Regions from separate parts of the Homo sapiens genome. Here all the other regions are linked to region 1. Evidence: chromatin contacts called from ENCODE Hi-C or POLR2A ChIA-PET data. All regions are on one chromosome and are shown on one strand. Each heading gives the region's core, a stretch centred on a gene start or an enhancer-like site at or near the end of the contact. The rest is flanking DNA. Distances are from core to core; before and after follow the strand shown. Region 1 has its middle 25 kb from the start of IFNAR1. Region 2 holds the start of IL10RB (interleukin 10 receptor subunit beta). Region 3 overlaps IFNAR1 (interferon alpha and beta receptor subunit 1).

Region 1 (3,989 bases), core at 1,007-3,506:
AGTGATTGAACCTCTCTGTGCCATAGTTTCTTTATCTGAAAAATGAGGCAGATAATAGTATCTGCTTAACTGGGTTGCTGTGGGAATTAAATGAAAATGTAAAAGTGCTTAGAACAAGACCTGCACATAGGAAGCAGTAAGTAAGGGTTGGCTATCGCTCCCACCCCATCAGCTCCATAGGGCAGGTGTGCAATGCGACCCTCAGGGGCAGCCCAGTAGCAGGCAGGCCCCAGGCAGAGGCCAAGAGGAGGGGAACTGCAGCTGGCTTGTGTTTCCTGTTTATATTGAATTGTTTAACCCAATTTAAAGTCTGTCCTTGCCATGACTCCTCCTGCTCAGAGATATTACTCCCACAGCTTTAACCTTCCGGTTATCTTTTTTATCACAATCCAACAGCAATAAATTTGACCTCGTAAAGTGCCAGCCCAATAGTCAGTGGCTGTTTAATTAAGAGTTCTCATGGGCATGGAAACAAAGACATTGTTTGGTGTCTGCTTGATTCAAACAGGAGTGGTGAGGTGGTCAGGAGACAGAACCATGGACCTGACTCAGGGAGAAAAATCATGTTGAGTCTCTGAGTCTCTAGTTCATAAAATAGACTTTGTTTTTTACTTCCCGTTTGTTTTTTAAGGAAGTTGATTTGCAACAGCATTTTCTGAACTAGAGAGTTCAGGAAATGGGACAGTGAGGCAGCATGCCCAGTCATTCTCAGCTAACTCCCTTGCTGAGAAGAGTAAGATACTAAGTTCCCGTAAAATAAATCTGAATGACCCTCTGCCCATCTTCTTCCCCATTTTAGATACTAAGAAGATATTAGAACTGGTCAGGGTAAAACAACAGAGTCTTTCCGTGCTGGATTAAGTTTCCTGCGGCAGAAGTAACAAATGATCGCAAGCTGGGTGGTTTAAAACAACAGAAATTGTCCAAGGAATGTAGCCCAGTAGGTTTCAGCCTTACTTTACCCAGCCCCTCTTCAAGATGGAGTCGCTCTGGTTCAAACACCTCTGAGAACGGCATCAGCAGATTGAGTGTCTGGTGAGGGCCTGTCCTCATAGGTGGCACCTTCTCTGTGTCCTCACATGGTGGAAGAGATGGGCAGCTCCTCTTTTATGAGGTCATTAATCCCATTCACCACCTCCTAAAGATTTCTACATACGAATTTTGGAGAGGCACAAACATCCAGACTGTAGCATCTGGATATCCTGTACAGAACATAACTGTTTTCTTTCACTTTGCATATTTGTTTTATTTTTGTTTTTCGCTTGCATATGTTTTATGGTGATTTGTTAACTTACAGCTCTCTGTTTAATCTGCATGTATAATTGTCATGTATCCCAAGAAGGCTTTTGTTTACCTTTTTTTTTTTTTTTGAGATGGAGTTTCCCTCTTGTCACCCAGGCTGGAGTGCAGTGGCACGATCTCGGCTCACTGCAACCTCCGCCTCCCGGGTTCAAACAATTCTTCTGCCTCAGCCTCCTGAGTAGCTGGGATTACAGGCACCTGCCACCACGCCTGGCTAATTTTTTGTATTTTTAGTAGAGACGGGGTATCACCATGTTAACCAGGCTGGTCTCAAACTCCTGACCTCAGGTGATCCACCCACCTCGGCCTCCCAAAGTGCTGGGATTACAGGGGTGAGCCACCGCACCTAGCCATCATTATTTATTATCCATTAATTCAACAAATATTTCTTTGTACCAGCTACTTAGGATTATCTTATTAGGCACAAAGAAAGGGGTAGCAACTTGGAGAATTGCTTCCCAGGTGGTCAGTGGTGAGCAGCCGAGAAGGCTGAAGTGCATGGGAAGGATGCATTCCTGGGGCATGTTTCCCAGAGACACTCACAACCCCTCAGGAAAGAAATCTTCCTGTGGAAGCACAAGGTAATGAGTGGAGTCAGTTAGCTGGGTATTAAAAGAAAGCGACCCCTTTGAAAGCCAGATAACATAAGGTCACACAGAAGTGCAGGTAAGCACGTCCTTTCAATCTATCATAACTGCTCTGCTACAGCAGCTGTTCTCCACCTTGACTGCAAACTGGAATCACCTAGGAGCTTTAAAAAATGCTGATGCAAAAATCCCTCTGCAGAGAGCTGAAATTCATTGGTCATGGTAAGGCCTGGGCATCCACATTTCTAAAGCTCTCCTGGCGGCCACAGTGTGCAGCTACGGCTGAGACCCATGGTTGTGAGAGGAAGGAACAAAGGTGCCCTGGAGGCTAAACCAGTCTGGGGATGGGTGTGGGAGGTATGTTAGGGGAGGGGCAGGAGCCCCAAAAGGAAGTGAGATATTTTCAACAAGGCGAGGCAGCCAGAAAGAGCGAGGAGGAAGGGTGGAAGGGGGTGAGGATGGCTTACACTGTCTTCCCCTCAGGGAATCTTTCAAACCAACTGGACATATGTTTTCTGCTAGAATGTCTGATTGGTGGCCCACAGATGCTCTGCTGAAACCCCTTCTGGTCCCAGAATTCTTGGACATTTTCCCACAGGTGTTCTTCCCTTAGTCACTTCCTGGTGAAGTGGCATCCTTTGTCTGGGGAAATACCCAAGATTCATTGTCTTATGCTAAGGAAATTGAAGTCACAGACACAGGAAATCGAAGACATGGACACACAAAAACTGGGTTTAACAGTGGAAGTTCAATAGTTGAAAGAAAGAAGAGAGAGCTTCCTTGTGCAGAGGGAGGGGGTGCGAGTGGGTCCGAGTGGGTTTCCGGGTTTGGGGCAAGATACGGTTGGTTTTACAGATGAGCTTGAAGAGGCAGTGTTTGATTTATATAGGGCATAGTGGATTGGTTGGGCCAGCTGTGCCATTTACATAGCCCACAAAGAGGCTGGCCATCCCACCCTAATCTTTTATTCTGCAGATGGGGTCTCTACCTGGCCAGCACCATGACACCTGCACACATGACGACAAAGAGAAGGGAGGAGGAACCTCCATATTGGATGTACTTGGCTTCCAGGTATCCCTTTTCTATTGGCACAGCTGCCGCATTCACCTGTGCAAGCTTCCAGCTTGCTAATCTACGCTTGCAGCTTGATTTTTCAGGCTTGTATCCTAACCACTCATATTTTCCATTCTTTTGTTTCTCTGTACTGTGCCCTGGATAATAACTTCTTTTTTCTTTAAAAAAGTGTAACAAGATCTTAAAATTCAATTTCAAAAATAATTTTTTATTTTATTATTTATTTATTTATTTAGAGATGGAGTCTCGCTCTGTCACCCAGGCTGGAGTGCAGTGGCACGATCTTGGCTCATTGCAGCCTCCACCTCCTGGGTTCAAGTGATTCTCCTGTCTCAGCTTCCCAAATAGCTGGGATTACAGGTGTGCACCACCACGCCTGGCTAATTTTTGTATGTTTAGTAGAGACGGGGTTTCACCATGTTGTCCAGGCTGGTCTCGAACTCCTGACCTCAGGTGATCCACCTGCCTCAGCCTCCGAAAGTGCTGGGATTACAGATGTGAGCCACCACACCCGGCCAAATTTTATTTCTATATACATGCAGCAAACATTGAAAAAAGTTTCAAAAAAGCAATCACAGATCTACCCTCCCTATGATGGTTAATTTTATGTGTCAACCAGCTAGACTGATTAGGTAAAATGCGAGTCTTGATGTTGGTGTGAAGGTATTTTTAAAGATGAGATTAACATTTAAATCCATAGATTTTTGAGTAAAGCAGATTACCCTCCATAATGTGGGTGAGTTTCACTTCTATCACTTGAAGGAAGGCCTTAAGAGAAAAGAAGCCTGAGGTCCCTTGAGGAGGAGTTAATTCTGCCTCCAGACTGCTTTTGCTCAAGCTGAAACATCCACTCTTACCTGGGTCTCTAGCCTGTTGGTCTGCCCTGCAGTTTTTGAACTTGCCAGCCTCCACAGTTCCTTCAAATAAATCTCTATGTTCATTCTATTGGTTCTGTTTCTCTGGAGAACCCTAATACCCTTCCTTTTCTCTTTCTTTTCTTTTTTTTCTTTCCTTTCTTTCTTTCTT
Region 2 (4,049 bases), core at 214-2,713, 33 kb after region 1:
AAAATTCGAAACCTGGCCAGGCATGGTGGCTCGCGCCTGTAATCCCAGCTCTTTGGGAGGCTGAGGAAGGTGAATCACCTGAGGTCAGGAGTTCGAGACCAGCCTGGCCAACATGGCGAAACCCCATCTCCAATAAAAATACAAAAATTAGCCAGGCGTAGTGGCACACACCTGTAATTCCAGCTACTCGGGAGGCTGAGGGAGGAAAATCGCTTGAACCCGGGAGGCGGAGGTGGCAGTGAGGCAAGATCAAGCCACTGCACTCCAGCCTGGGCCACAGCAACAGAGCAAAACCCTGTCTCAAAAAAAAACAAAAAAACAAAAAAACAAACAAACAAAAAAAAAAACGGAAGAAGAAAGAAAGAAAAGAAAATTTGAAACCTACATGCAAGTAGAAAAGTAGAAGACTATAATAAACCACCACCCATCACCCAACTGGTACCAAGAGAGATATAAATGTGCGAGTCATGGGCCTATAGCCCGTGTTTAATGCCAGGGTTTGGCTGAAATCCCCCAAAGGAACAGTGCCAGGGAAGGAGAGAAAAGGCCTTGGGCATCACAATTAGCTACATAGAAACCTGACAGAGCAGGAGGGTCCCAAGCAGAGACAGCCTGACAGGGCGGGAAACCGGAGGGGTATCCCGGAAGGCCAGGGAAGAGTTCATGAGAAAGGAAGGAGGTGACCATGGTGTTATTGGAACCTAGGCAGTCAATTTAGAGGACAGAAAAGGTTTCAATGGATTTAGGTTTAGAAGCCATGGAGCTGGGGCGCTGGGGGACAGAATCCAGATTTCAGGGTGCTCGGGCCTGAACCGGAAGGAGGGGAGGTGCAGCGGGTGATGGGAGGCACATCTGTAGGGAGGGCTGGCACTGAGGGGGCAGACTTGGGGTCAGGGAGGGCTGTCAGGGCACTCGGGGACTGGTGGGGGCCTCCACTTGAACTGATAGTCTCCAGAAGGGTCAGATGACAGCCACGGTGGGATCTTGGGTCTTTTGGGGAAGCTACTTTATTTAGACGCCCGCCAGCAGAGAGCTGCAGGAGGACAGGGAATCAAAAGACGCCGGGAGTCTCCCCCTGAGTTTAGGGCCCAGACGGTCTGTAATCCGGGCGCGGATGGGGCTTTCTCCTGTTACAGAATCGACGGCAGCAGCAGCCTAGTTGCGTCTCAGCAGCCGGCCGTGGCGTTTGCATCTTCTCTCCCGAGGCCCCGAAGGCTCTTAAGTCACTTGCAGGGCGCCCAGGGATGGGATCAGGGGCGGCATCTCGCGGGGCCTCCCGGTTCCCAAGCGCGCCCCCTCCCCGCGGACCCCTCACCTGACACCAGCAGGCAGCCACCCAGCCAGCTCCCAAGGCTCCACGCCATGGACGGACGCTGGGGGTTCCGCGGCTTCCTCCAAGCACACGACCCCCGCCCGCGCCCGGGAGAGCTTGTCCGCGGCGGCTTCCGGGAACCAGCGGAGATGGGCGGGGCGGGGTGGGGAGGGGCCGGGCGACCGGGCTCCCACCCCGCTGCAGGCCCCGCCCACCAGCCCGGGTCCACCCGCGAGGCGCGGGGCACAGGCTTGGCAGATGCACACGAGGAAGAGGAAGGGATCCTCGCAAGCTTTGAAAGGCGCCGTCAAGTCAAATAAATAAATGCCCTACAACACCAACCCAGGACTGAGATCTGCATGCTGGAATGACGGTGGTGGTGGTGGCTTTCAGTATTCCCCAGGTTTTGTCCGGAGCACCGGCACGCCCTCTCTTGAAGTCCGCTCTCCGCACAGGTGAGTTAAAAGCACTTCAGCAGCAAATCCAGTTTGAGGGTCTTCTTTACCCTTCTCCCCAGGGATAAACAACACAAAACCAAGTCATCTTTACGCAAATAACTAGTTTCTTTCAGAGACTACTAAGAAAGCGTTAATTTCCTCTTTTTAACTTGATTAGTGGTTAGACGGGAAGATCCGGAGCTGTCCAGTGTCTTGGGTAATGCACGGCATCGCCTGATGTCTGACGCTAGAACACCACGTAAAGTCAAGCAGAGGGAAGTGAATGCGCCCTAGGCCCCTGCAGGCCACCAAGAAGAGCTAGAGGGAGTTGGTGCAATCCTAGAGATGCCGGCAGGTGCACCAATCTGTGGCACACGTACGCTCTCCAATGGAAGACAACTCAAGACCACACCAAGTTTGTATTAAAAAAGTACTGTTGTGTTACTTTTTACCAACCTCCAATCATTATACAAAATGTTAAAAAATACACAAACACACACACACACTCACAGCCATAGAGGTTATCGCAAAAGATCAACCCAGAATCTTTCAGAATATGACAGATGCACTGAGAAGGCAGATAAATTGATTCAATATACAAAAGGCCTCTTTCCTATGGAATTTCATTAGATTAAATAAGGTGTTCCCTCCTCACAGCCTCATCCTTATGAGCAATCATATAAATAATCTATTTAAAGTCCTTGAACTATAACTTGTATAATTTTTAGTTTTCCCCCTTTGAAGGGGCCTAAGAGAAAGGTTTGAGAAACCAGCTCTTGAGGGGGGCAGGGGTGAGGGGTAAGAGGTCCTGTGCCTTTCATTCATCCTGGGAGCTTCTCAGGATTGCAGCATTTCCACCTGAGTGTTCATTCTTGTACATTTTCTCATCTTTCTCCTGGGTTCCTAGGATCTTGGAGATTACCTAGTCCAATCCTTTTACTTCAGAAACAAAAAACCTGAGGCTCAGAAAGGCTAAGTCAAATGCCTAGGGTCACACAGGGAAACTGTGGGAGTTGGATCCCTGAGTCCCAGTCCTTAAACTGGTTGCTACATGACATTCTAGAACCTCTCCCCACCAACTCCCTTTTTAAAGACAGGGTCTGGTTCTGTCACCCAGGCTGAAGTGCAGTGACATGATCTTGGCTCACTGCAACCTCCGCTTCCTGGGCTCAAGCCATTCTCCCACCTCAGCCTCCCAAGTAGCTGGGACAACAGGCACATGCCACTACGCCCAGTTAATTTTTCTAATTTTGTTTTGTAGAGACAGATTTGCCATGTTGCCCAGGCTGGTCTCGAATTACTGGCCTCAAGCGATACGCCTGTTTAGGCATCCCAAAGTGCTGGGGTTACCGGCAGGAGCAATTGCTCCGGGCCAGACTTCCCTTCCCCCGCCCACACCCCCCCAACCCGGCCTAGATCCACAGGCACTGTAATCACAGCTGACACACTCGACTCGGAATCAGCATAGAGAGCACTCTGAAAATTGTCAAATAGGGTCCCTGAAACTTGTATACCATACTTCTCCTGAAGATCTTGAAGCATCTTTGTGTTTGCTTTTTTTTTTTTTAACTTAAAATATGGCATTCAGGTTTTATCCCTCTCCCCGACGCCATGTTTCCTTTCTGTATTAGTCACACACGTGATCCTAAAGTCTGTCTTCCCCACTTTAACTGGGGAGGGCTGGACAAGGTGGAATTCCAATTGCAGGAGACAGGATGTGACATGGGTGAGGTGCCCAAGGCTCACCGACTGAAACTTCGATGGCTCTTCCCTGTTTCCTTGTGCAGGGCCCCCCTTCTCTCCACTGCTCACCTGGCTCTCCTCCTCCCTTCCTGCCTGCTTTGCAGCTCTTGCTACTATTTTCCTTTTCTTTCCCTGCTCCCACCCTGGCCCAATTTATTTCACAGAAATATCACAGGGCCAGCCAGGCACAGCGGCTCACCCCTGTAATCCCAGCACTTTACGAGGCTGAGGAGGGCAGATCACTTGAGGTCAGGAGTTTGAGACCAGCCTGGCCAACATGGTAAAATCCTGTCTCTACTAAAAATACAAAAATTTGCTAGGCATGGTGGCAGGCGCCTGTAATCCCAGCTACTTGCGAGGGAGGCTGAGGCAGGAGAATCACTTGAACCTGGGAGGCGGATGTTGCAGTGAGCCAAGATCACACCATTGCGCTCCAGCTTGGGCGACAGAACGAGACTCTGTCTCAAAAAAAAAAAAAAAAAAGAACGAAAGAAGAGAAATATCATAGGGTCCTGGACCACCTCTGAAACTGTGGGGAACCCTGCTCCCTGGTAGAC
Region 3 (3,965 bases), core at 730-3,229, 62 kb before region 1:
AGTATTACCTATTTTCAGAACTTTTTCATCTTGAAAAACTGAAGCTTTATAGCCACTGAACAACTCTCCATTTTCCCCTTCCTTGAGCCGCCAGCAATCATCGGTCTAATTTCTGTCTCTAGAAATTAGATTGCTTTAGAAACCTCATGTAAGTAGAATCACATGGTATTTATATTTTTGTTGCTGGCCTATTTCACATAGCATACATAATGTCCTCAAGCTTCACCTATGTTGTAGCACATGACAGAATTTCCTTTTTTTTTTTTTTTTTTTTTTTTGAGACGGAGTCTCACTTTGTCGCCCAGGCTGGAGTGCAGTGGTGCGATCTCGGCTCACTGCAAGCTCCGCCTCCCGGGTTCACGCCATTCTCCTGCCTCAGCCTCCCGAGTAGCTGGGACTACAGGCACCCTCCACCACGCCCGGCTAATTTTTTGTATTTTTAGTAGAGACGGGGTTTCACCGTGTTAGCCAGGATGGTCTCGATCTCCTGACCTCGTGATCTGCCCGCCTCGGCCTCCCAAAGTCCTGGGATTACAGGCGTGAGCCACCACGCCCGGCCTCAGAATTTCCTTCTTTTTAAAGGCTGAATAATATTCCGTGGCATGTGAACACCACATTTTATCTGCTAATCTATCAAAGCAAATATTTTGCAAATAATTTTTCCAATTCCAAAGGTTGTCTTTTCCATTGATTATTTCCTTTTATATGCAGAAGTTTTTAAGTTTGATGTAGTCCCATTTGTCTACTTTTGTTTTTGTTGTCTGTGCTTTTGGTGTCATAGCCAATAAATCATTGCCAAGTCCAATATCATGAAGATTTCCCCTATGTTTTTGAGGGGAAAAATCTCAAACCGTTTTTCCTCTGCTCTCATGCCACAACAATAAACACAGAAGACTTCTGTGACCAAATGCGTAGTGATTTCTCCCCATTAACAAGAAGGCAATCAATTCTGCAGCAGACACTGGTTGGGTATCCTCCTATTTAATTCTGACACTGTCTACCTGGAGATAGCATCAGATCCTGATACAACACCTAAACAAAATTTATTTAGGCAGTTAGTGAGGATAAAAGAGTCCTCAGTAAGGTTTGCCTTTTAATAAAAAGAAGCCCCAAATCATTTCTTTTCTAACAAAAAGAGCCTGAAAACTCAAGCTGCAAACATAGATAAGCAAACTGGAAGCTTGCATAGGCGAATGCCAGCAGCTGTGCCAATAGGAAAGGGATACTTGGAAGTCAGGTATATTCAATATTGAAGTTCCCTTTTCCCTTTTCTTTGTTGCCACGTGTGCAGTAAAAAAGCAGGCAACAAGGCCTGGGCTAGGTAGAGGTGCCATTTGCATAATAACAGATGAGGGTGGGATGGCCAGCCTCTTCCTGTGCTATGTAAATGGAACACCTGGTCCAACCAATCCTCTGTGCCCTACGTAAATAAGACACCGCTTCCTCAAGCTCATCTATAAAAGCAACCGCATCTCGCTGTAAACCCGGAAACCTGTTCGGGACTCCTTCCTCTGCACAGGGAAGGTCTCTTCTTTCTTTTGCCTGCTAAACTTCCGCTCTTGAACCCACTCCTTTTGTGTCCCCATCCTCGATTTCCTTGGCGTGGGGCAACAAACCACACGTATTACCCCAGACAACCATGCTGCTTCAATCTCACAGGTTGAGAGCTCATTCCCACAAGACTGCCCCCTTATTTCCGATGCCAATTGCAAGCCCCAGGTTTTACCTGTTATGACTGAATGACTATAAATTGAGGGTCCCATGGCCCCCTCCTTGTGTTCAACTGATTTGCTAGATTGCCTAACAGAACTAGAGGAAACACTAACTTATGTTTACCGGTTTATTATGAAGGCTATTACAAAGGATACAGATGAAGAGATACATAGGATAAGGTATGTGAGAAGGACTGCAGAGATTCTATGCCCTTCCCAGCAGCCTCTGCATGTTCAGCTATCAGGAAGCTCTCTACTAAAAATAGAAAAATTAGTTGGGCGTGGTGGCAGGCGCCTGTAATCCCAGCTATTCAGCAGGCTGAGGCAGGAGAATTGCTTGAACCTGGGAGGTGAAAGTTGGAGTGAGCCGAGATCGCCCCACCGCACTCCAGCCTGGGCGACAAGAGCAAAACTCTGTCTCAAAAAAAAAAAAAAAAAAAAAAAAAAAGGAAGTAGTGACACGAAACACTGTCTCCACACTCCACCCTTATAACCTCCAGCTGGCACCCTGAATGGTCTGGCCTCTCCCTGGGGGCGGATAGGGCAGGAGACACTAAAGTATTAATTATCTTTTTTGATCATGGCTGTAACTGTTCTGCGCCATCTTCAACAGGTGAGACTAAGGAGGGAATCACAGCTAGTCATCTCAGCCAGGCCAGTAGGGGGCGCAGTGCAGTGATCATTCCCTGGGGCCAAGGCTGTCTCCTTGCAGGTTCATCTCAGCTCTGCAGCAATGCCTACTTCTTTCCATCCGCTCCGAGGCTGTTACTAAGTATGTGGAGCTCCTTTTCAACAACTCGCTTACTACAAAGTCCTGCTCATTAAAAGGCGAAGGTGGTAGTGGTAGAGGACTAGATGGGCTAAGTATTTGCTCAACTGCTCTATCTTGCTTTGTAACTACCAAACCATTTCTGGGTGAGATCATGGGGACACCAGATTCTTCACATCCTTTCCTCATTTGCTCAAGACGAGATAATCACAAACAGAACTTTAAGAAACCACCTGTATAAACATACTTGGCGTATCTTCTGGGAATGGAATTATTGAATAGTAACCGATTGTCAGCCTGAACAGGGTGACTTGTTGCCCTCCAGTGGTAAATTCAATCAGTGTTTGTACCGTCAACGTCCCCGCTCAATCACCGTTAAACACTTAGGCAACCAAGTGTCAGCCACAAAGTTAAAAAACAGTCCTTGTTTTCATGGAGCTTGCCAAATAAATATAAGCAAATGGTATAAAATCCCTTCCCTAGGGAGCATGCTAGACACACCCGCAGGTACAGACACAGATGGGGCATGATGACTTCTCCACGTGTATGCAGTGGAGTTCTTTTAGGGAGATTTCAGAGTGGATGATGTACTTTTATACTACAACATTTAGAATAATCTCTCTAAGTACAATTCCAGAATATTAAAAGTATTATAAAATTTGGGAATAGACAACAGAGTCAAGTACACAAAAAGCCTATTATATATTTAAGGACTATGTTTAGAAAAAAGGGTCCTTTTACTGGAAAGATAGGAAAATAGGTTTTTCTTCTTAACTTTGATGTATCCAGAAAATCTGGGAGGGAGGCTCAAGGGTGGTGAGTCACTGTGAGACGTAATGTTTAATTTAATCCAGCTATTGAGTGATAAAATTTTTCAACTTCCTCCCTTTTCTCAAGACCTTAAAAAAAAAAAAAAACAACAGAACATCTTCTCTGCCAACATTTTTTTTCTTTTGAGATGGAGTCTCGCTCTGTCGCCCAGCCTGGAGTGCAGTGGTGCGATCTTAGCTCACTGTAACCTCCGCCTCCCGGGTTCAATCGATTCTCCTGCCTCAGCCTCCCCAGTAGCTGGGATTACAGGCACATGCCACCATGCTTGGCTAATTTTTGTATTTTTAGTAGAGACGGGGTTTCACCATGTTGGCCAGGCTGGAACTGCCAACATTTTCTTCATCCTAATCATTAATCACTTCTTCACCCACAAAATGTCCTTTGCTAGAACATGAGTTCCAAGTGGAGACAGATCACAGAAAGGGGAGGAAAACTCAGAAATCCTTTGTTATGAGAACTATCGAATTCTCCTCTTGCCTTTGTTCCCCTCAGGTAAAGAAAAAGATTGCTATTTTTCCATCAATATCATACCACAAATATCCACCTATATTTATGTTGCCCTCAAGAGTTGTAATTCTATTATCATCCTACTCAAGAAAAAAGGTAGTGAGAAACAACTGGAAGTTACTGGTATTTTGTTATTACTAAGTACC

Evidence for each region. Hi-C counts contacts between places; a loop is a spot of excess contacts on that map. ChIA-PET counts read pairs that join two places held with the same protein, here RNA polymerase II (POLR2A). Pooled maps may share reads with other maps.
Region 2: a map of CD14-positive monocyte shows a loop between it and region 1 (4-fold over the local background). The contact joins the promoter of IL10RB here to the enhancer-like site in region 1. A Hi-C loop is called at or near these places in 9 of 168 maps with a recorded cell type or tissue (B cell, CD14-positive monocyte, CD4-positive, alpha-beta T cell and 6 more), 29 of 37 single-sample maps with no recorded cell type and 13 of 50 pooled maps. POLR2A ChIA-PET finds 5 or more read pairs at or near these places in 18 of 52 experiments (AG04449, B cell, CD4-positive, alpha-beta T cell and 14 more).
Region 3: a loop to region 1 is called in a map of CD14-positive monocyte, with 2.2 times the contacts of the local background. The contact joins two enhancer-like sites. A Hi-C loop is called at or near these places in 6 of 168 maps with a recorded cell type or tissue (CD14-positive monocyte, OCI-LY7, heart left ventricle and 3 more), 3 of 37 single-sample maps with no recorded cell type and 13 of 50 pooled maps. POLR2A ChIA-PET finds 5 or more read pairs at or near these places in 14 of 52 experiments (CD4-positive, alpha-beta T cell, CD4-positive, alpha-beta memory T cell, CD8-positive, alpha-beta T cell and 10 more).

The regions. Positions count from the first base shown.
Region 1 is chr21:33,297,823-33,301,811 of GRCh38, reverse strand. It overlaps a transcript of IL10RB not described here. Among named protein-coding and RNA genes, the nearest start is that of IFNAR1, 25 kb to the left of the region's middle. RefSeq lists an enhancer at 338-387. Within about 2 kb of position 2,256, at least 11 of the 41 ENCODE cell types and tissues checked have a DNase peak (open chromatin) inside an H3K27ac peak, as active enhancers do; they include B cell, CD14-positive monocyte, CD4-positive, alpha-beta T cell and 3 more, where a contact is called at or near this core.
Region 2 is chr21:33,263,781-33,267,829 of GRCh38, reverse strand. IL10RB (interleukin 10 receptor subunit beta) reads right to left here and starts at 1,463. Exons shown (of 7, transcript NM_000628.5): 1 at 1,316-1,463. The coding sequence starts at 1,364. The region is part of intron 7 of IFNAR2-IL10RB (IFNAR2-IL10RB readthrough); the gene reads right to left. It overlaps IFNAR2 (interferon alpha and beta receptor subunit 2), which reads right to left. Exons shown (of 9, transcript NM_001289125.3): 9 at 2,166-4,049. IL10RB-DT (IL10RB divergent transcript) reads left to right here and starts at 1,570. Exons shown (of 2, transcript NR_038974.1): 1 at 1,570-1,767; 2 at 1,928-2,198. RefSeq lists a silencer at 1,208-1,617 and enhancers at 1,788-1,857, 1,888-1,947.
Region 3 is chr21:33,359,830-33,363,794 of GRCh38, reverse strand. IFNAR1 (interferon alpha and beta receptor subunit 1) reads right to left here. Exons shown (of 11, transcript NM_000629.3): 11 at 3,931-3,965. Among named protein-coding and RNA genes, the nearest start is that of IFNAR1, 37 kb to the right of the region's middle. RefSeq lists a silencer at 2,278-2,572. Within about 2 kb of position 1,979, at least 31 of the 41 ENCODE cell types and tissues checked have a DNase peak (open chromatin) inside an H3K27ac peak, as active enhancers do; they include CD14-positive monocyte, CD4-positive, alpha-beta T cell, CD8-positive, alpha-beta T cell and 2 more, where a contact is called at or near this core.